Regions from separate parts of the Homo sapiens genome. Here region 1 is linked to region 2. The links are chromatin loops, found by intact Hi-C in ENCODE. Cell type or tissue: mammary epithelial cell. All regions are shown on one strand. Links, peaks and the distances in the headings refer to the core of each region. The heading gives the core; the rest is flanking DNA.

Region 1 (2,904 bases), core at 102-2,601, 360 kb before region 2:
TCCAAGTGTGGCGGTGTGCCTATAATCCCAATTACTGGGGAGGCTGAGATGTGAAGATCGCTTGAGCCCAGGAAGTCAAGGCTGCAGTGAGCCATGTTTGTGACACTGCACTCCAGTCTGGACAACAGAACGAGACCCTGTCTCAAAACAAACAAACAAAAAAACCAAACAAATGCAGCCTCCTCTGGGAGGCCTTTCTTCGTTTCCTGCTTCTATGTTCCTATAACCCTCTGTCCATACACTTCTATCATTTCATAGTGTTTTGAAATTGTAGGTCGTCCCTCCCCACCTTCCCCTCTGCCCCCCAAAGAAGATAAGGCCCTTGAAAGTAGACTCATGCTTTTTCAAGCTTTGTATTCTCAGCCTTGTGACAGATGAAGGAAGGGAGGAAGGTAAGGAAGGAAGGATGGAGGGAGGAAGGAAGGAAGGAAAGAAGAAAAGAAGGAAGGAAAGAGTGAGGAAGGGAGGGAGGGAGGAAATAAGGAAGGAAGGAAAGAAGAAAAGGAAGGAAAGAGCGAGGAAGGAAGGGAGGGAGGGAGGAAATGAAGGAAGGAAGGAAAGCGCGAGGAAAGAAGAGAGAGAGGAAGGAAGGGAAGGAGGAAGGAAGGAAGGAGGGAGGAAGGAAGGGAGGGAGGGAGAGGGAGAAAAGGAACGAAAGAGTGAGGAAGGAAGGAAAGAGGGAGGAAGGGAGGAAGGAAGGAAGGGAGAGAGGAAGGAAGGAAAGAAGGAAGGAAAGAGCAAGGAAGGAAGGAAAGAGCGAGGAAGGGAGGGAGGAAGGAAGGAAGGAAAGAAAGAGAGAGAGAGGAAGGGTCCCTACTCCAACTTCTTTTACGGAGTAAAAAGGCCTAAAGAGACAGTCATGACTTATCATTTGCAGGACTGATTGTATCATACTTGACTCATTTGTTAACATTCACTTGAAGGAAACGCAGAGATTTTTTTTCTTCGCTCACATTCAGGAGCTGTGCTTGCTTATAATGAACTGTCATGATGGAGGCCGGCCCGTTTCAGCTCTCTCAGCCCCGTCAAGCTGAACTCACTTCCCCTGAAAGGACAGTGTTTGCATTTGTGTTTACGGGACTGGGGAAGAGGATGCGTTTTCAGGAGACCTGAAAACCGAGCCAACCCCCTTTTCCTGCCCCGCTGTGCTGCGATTGGCCCATCTTGGAGGCTGGCTGCAGGAGCCTTTAGTCATCGCACAGGGAAATCTTTCTGGAACCGGGCACCAACTTGCGTGTTTGTTTTCATGCTCTTTGTGCGGGGATTAGCTGTCGTGCCGGGCCTGAAAATGCTGCGAGCGCCGGGCGACATCTAATCCAGGATTTGCCTCTGCCTCGCGGTTGATGGAAAACAGATGTCTTACTGCTCTGGGCCTGAGCACAGAATGGAAATGACCGACCAGAGAGCCATTTGGAGCCGAGGACACCCGGTGAAAGCCATTCAGAGTCCAGCCAGGAGGCCGACTTTCCTCCTCTGGTCTGTTTTTACTACTTGAGCCGCTCGCTCAGAAAACGGCCTTAGATAAAGCAGTTTCACCTTCAGATCGCCTGAGGCTGCAGAAGGGCGGCTGCGGGGGAGGAAGGAGGAGGCGGAGAGGAGCGGGTGCGAAGTCCTGGGTCGCCTGCCCGCTGCCTGATGTCGTGAGCTAGGGCACCTCGGCCCTGGCTGGGCGCGCAGCGAGGCCCAGGCCCGAGGGGTGAGGCCCAGGCCACTCCGGAGCGCGCGCTGTTCCCGCGAAGCGAGTCGCCGTCTCGTAGTAAGTCGTGGCTCGGGCTGTGCCCTGGGAACCCTCCCGCCCGGGCAAGGTCCGGTGGCCGGAGCGTGCGGGAAGCCTGCCCAGAGTCCATTTCCGGACGGGCGCTGCGGGGCTGGCAGCCGGCCTGGAGCGGGTGCAGTGGGTCGGCGCGGCGCAGAGCTGTCAGCAACAGGGCCGCTGAGCAGCAGAACCTGGACGCCGCGCGGCTCCCAGGCCCTGCCCGCGGAGCTCTCCCGGGAGTCGCGGACCTCTGCCGTCCTCAGTCACCCGCGTCATGCAGGATAGCTTTCAAAGTCATTTTGCAGAGAAAAAAAGATACTGAGCAATCTGAAAGCAGGACTGTAGTAATTTTGAAAAGATCGGCTTCCTCTTTTTCTTTAAAAACATGTTTGGTCATTTTCCTAAAACTACTTTCCTTCCTTTAGCCTCCTCTTTTATTCTTTGCCCCAGCTCGTACTACAGTTCGGGCTTATTAGAGCAGGGAGATGGTGACTTTTGAGGGTTTGCAGGGCTCTTTCTGGTTGGTGTATGTATTCTGAAAATACTTGCCCGGTGTTGAAAGCTGCATGCCGCTGACAAAGTAGATAAAAAGCTGGGAGTGTGGAGGACGGTTCGTCTCACTAAATGCCTGTCAGATCCAAAGCATTCTGTGAACCCCAAATTCGTTCCGACCTGTAATCCAACCCCATGGAGCAACTGATGCCTTCCACCAGGCCCCTTTGCTTTCCCGGGAAATCACCAGCTTTAATTTATGGAACAGAGACAGCTTTAGATTCAAAGACTTTTAAAGAGTTAATTTTAGAGCACTTAGAATTCCAGCCATCCAAAGATTAGGCTAGCCCCTTAGGGTGTGAGGGGTTGTTCTTGCAGCAGTATGCACATCTATGCCTTTTTTCATTGTTTTCTTCTAAAAATGGAGATTAAATTTTACATCAATATTTTTAGAATGTAGTTAAGAGTTGTTGCCTGACAACTTGTATTGAGGGTTCCTTTCCCAGGGGGTGGGAGGAGGTATTGTGCTGGGTCCACTGCTTCCCAGCTCCACGTGACCTTTCCTCTCAAATTTCCACTTGATTTCATCTTTGGCAGAACTGGTACCTGCCCTTCAGCTCCAAGAAACAAAAGAGCAGGGGTGAGTCAGAAGGCTT
Region 2 (2,904 bases), core at 124-2,623:
AATGTGTAGTGTTTTCTCTCTGCTTTCCTCCTGCCTCTTTGCTTAAAAATAAAACACAAGGCTGGGCGCTGTGGCTCATGCCTGTAATCCCAGCACTTTGGGAGGCCGAGGCGAGTGGATCACGAGGTCAGGAGATTGAGACCATCCTGGCTAACACGGTGAAACTCCGTCTCTACTAAAAATACAAAAAAATTAGCCAGGCGTGCTGGCGGGTGCCCGTAGTCCCAGCTACTTGGGAGGCTGAGGCAGGAGAATGGCGTGAACCTGGGAGGCGGAGCTTGCAGTGAGCCGAGATCGCACCACTGCACTCCAGCCTGGGTGACAGAGTGAGACTCCGTCTCAAAATAAAATAAAATAAAATAAAACACAAAACAGCATATTCTGTTCTCACACACGTCCCATTACGTTAAATGCTTCTCCTTTCCTCCATAGTTTGAAACCACAAAGTTGAGATGATTTTTTTTTTCCTTTTTTCCTCCTCCTTCCAACCATAGGGTTGTTATCTGGAATCTGATGATGTTTTGCGTCTACAAATGAGCATAATGGTAACAATGGAAAACTTTTCAAAAGAATTTGAAGAAAACACACAACATTTGTTAGATCATCTCTCTATTGTTTACGTAGCTACAGATGAATCTGAGACCTCAGGTAAGGTGGAATGTTTAAAAATTTTATTATATTTTCATCAGTCTGCATCATCATTCTATAGCATTTATGAACAGATTGTATCATAGCAAACCAAGACAAATAGCCTTTGCTTTAATTATTAAGTGATTGTAGTAGTAACTGGTTCTCAACCTACAACTGCTAAGAAGGCTGTATTATTTTGGGGAGAAGTGACAACTGCAAACTATTCTGAGTTTCCTTAGGAATAATTTTTCTTCATGTTTGGAGACAGTAAGGAAATTAAATGGGCATGACAGTTTAATATAAATATTTACAAAGTATTTGAAGTCTTGGGTTTCTTGTTCCACTTTTAATGATTTGCCTAAGCTCATTTAACCACATCATGCTGTTTTGTATTTTAAATAGCTAATAGGTTGCGGTTGTTCCTGGATGCTTGACAAGTTAGGTAGAATTTTAGTGTTCAGTTTTATGAATTTTATCTTTGGAAATGTGTGTCCTACTTATCAGAAATAAATGCATTCATCTGTTTAACTTCCTAAGAACTTTTTTCAGAGACACATTCTGTGATCCATGAAATTCCTAACGTAGAGTATACTAGTATCTTTTGGTTATCAAGACTTCTGAATGTGACTGTATATTTGTATTCATATTCAAGAAAGTATGGTTTTTATTCTTTGGGTTTTTTTGTTTGTTTTTTGGTTTTGTTTCTGTTTTTGTTTTTTTTAGACAGGATTTTGCTGTGTAGCCCAGGTGGGAGCACAGAGATGTGATCTCGGCTCACTGCAACCTCAGCCTCCTGGGCTCAAGCGATCCTGCCACCTTGGCCTCCCAAGTAGCTGGGACCACAGGCGCACACCACTATGCCTGGCTAATTTAAACCGTTTTTTTTTGTTGTTTTTTTTTTTTTTTTTTTTTTTTTTGTAGAGACAGGTTCTCCCTGTGTTGCTCAGGATGGTCTTGAACTCCTGGGCTCAAGCATTCCTCCCCGCTTGGCCTCCCAAAGTGCTGGGATTGCAAGCATGAGCCACCGTGCCCTGCTTTGGCAGTCTTAATTGGTTAAACAGCCTTTACCTTTCAGTCTTCAGAGCTGGCTGTGGTAGTGCTGGATCAGCAGGAGAGCTCTCCTGTCCTCAGTGCTTGGTGATTCTCATAGTGGCCAGTGAACATCTATGAGGGCAGATCCCTGACCCATGGGGACCACTTCTGTGGGTGAGGGCTAAAAGGAAGCCTGAAACCTGAGATCTCAGGATTTTCTTCTTTCCAAATGTGGTTATCCAAATGAGGAAATGAGGAGCTTTCTAATCAACAGGAGAACATAGCTTTATTTGAAGTCGTCCAGTTGGTTAGTTTCATTCAGAAGAGCATTGTGTGACCCTAAACTCAGAATTTTGCTCCTGGTAGTTCCTCATCATTTAGAGGGCTTAGGTTGGTAGGCATTTTTATGAGGATCTTTTTTCTTGTGATTAAAAAAGAAAAAAAAAAAGAAAACACCTCCTAGTTTTGATTTCAGTTTTGAGAAACAAGTTAACATTTTTTATAGAAATGTGTAATGTGGTATTTTAATGATTATATGAAGGTGTGAGAATGAGATGGCTCTGTTTTAATCTCTGATTAAATACTCTGCTTTAATACTCTGATTCTTTTGGACAGATGATTCAGCAGTAAATATGTATATATTACATTCAGGAAACAGCCTTATATGGATACAGGTAATTGTAAATGCTTACCTAAAGTAACTTTTAAAATTGCAAGTGTGCATTTAATTGTAGAATATGAGGGTTTTTCAGGAACAGAGACAGAAGCACTATCTTTATTCTTTTTTGCTTTAATTTAAGCCCATTTGCCCTTGCTTGAACCTCTGTTTGTATGAAGATTGTCAGCATCCCCTCCATATGGTTATGGCACAGATGCTGAGCAGTTGCTATGTATGGCTGGTCTGTGCTATTTATTCTAACGGTTCATTCAAACTGGATAAATACTCTCCCAGCTGAGAGTAGTCACATGGGACTTTTCTTTTATTTCAGGATATACGCCATTTCTCACAGAGAGATGCTCTGTCTCTGCAGTTTGAACCAGTACTACTACCTACTTCTACAACAAACTTTACAAAAATTGCTTCTTTTACCTGCAAAGGTACAGATTTTTAAACAGATTGTCATTTGACTTTTGTTATCTGGTTGTCATGATGGCAACTCTTTCTACAACTACAGATTAGGCATGGTTTCAAAAAAGTGAAGGGAATGCGTTTGATTTCAAGAAGTCCCAGCCTTAGTAGTT

Evidence for each region. Hi-C counts contacts between places; a loop is a spot of excess contacts. Peaks named below come from ENCODE experiments on the same cell type or tissue, not always from the same donor. Only the 100,000 strongest peaks of a DNase experiment are listed, where the experiment ranks them.
Region 1: it touches region 2 in a loop (5-fold over the local background); 11 of 110 quality-filtered maps call a loop at or near these places.

Annotation. Positions count from the first base shown.
Region 1 is chr4:153,221,284-153,224,187 of GRCh38, forward strand. The region is part of intron 1 of TRIM2 (tripartite motif containing 2); the gene reads left to right. Among named protein-coding and RNA genes, the nearest start is that of TRIM2, 18 kb to the left of the region's middle. RefSeq lists enhancers at 624-1,125, 921-1,250 and a silencer at 1,641-1,830. In mammary epithelial cell, for the core only: no CTCF peak of the experiment used is centred there; a DNase peak (open chromatin) is centred at 1,088; H3K4me3 peaks cover 1,666 bases; H3K27ac peaks cover 1,922 bases.
Region 2 is chr4:153,580,913-153,583,816 of GRCh38, forward strand. TMEM131L (transmembrane 131 like) reads left to right here. Exons shown (of 35, transcript NM_001131007.2): 9 at 495-648; 10 at 2,278-2,336; 11 at 2,652-2,760. Among named protein-coding and RNA genes, the nearest start is that of TLR2, 100 kb to the right of the region's middle. In mammary epithelial cell, for the core only: no CTCF peak of the experiment used is centred there; no DNase peak of the experiment used is centred there.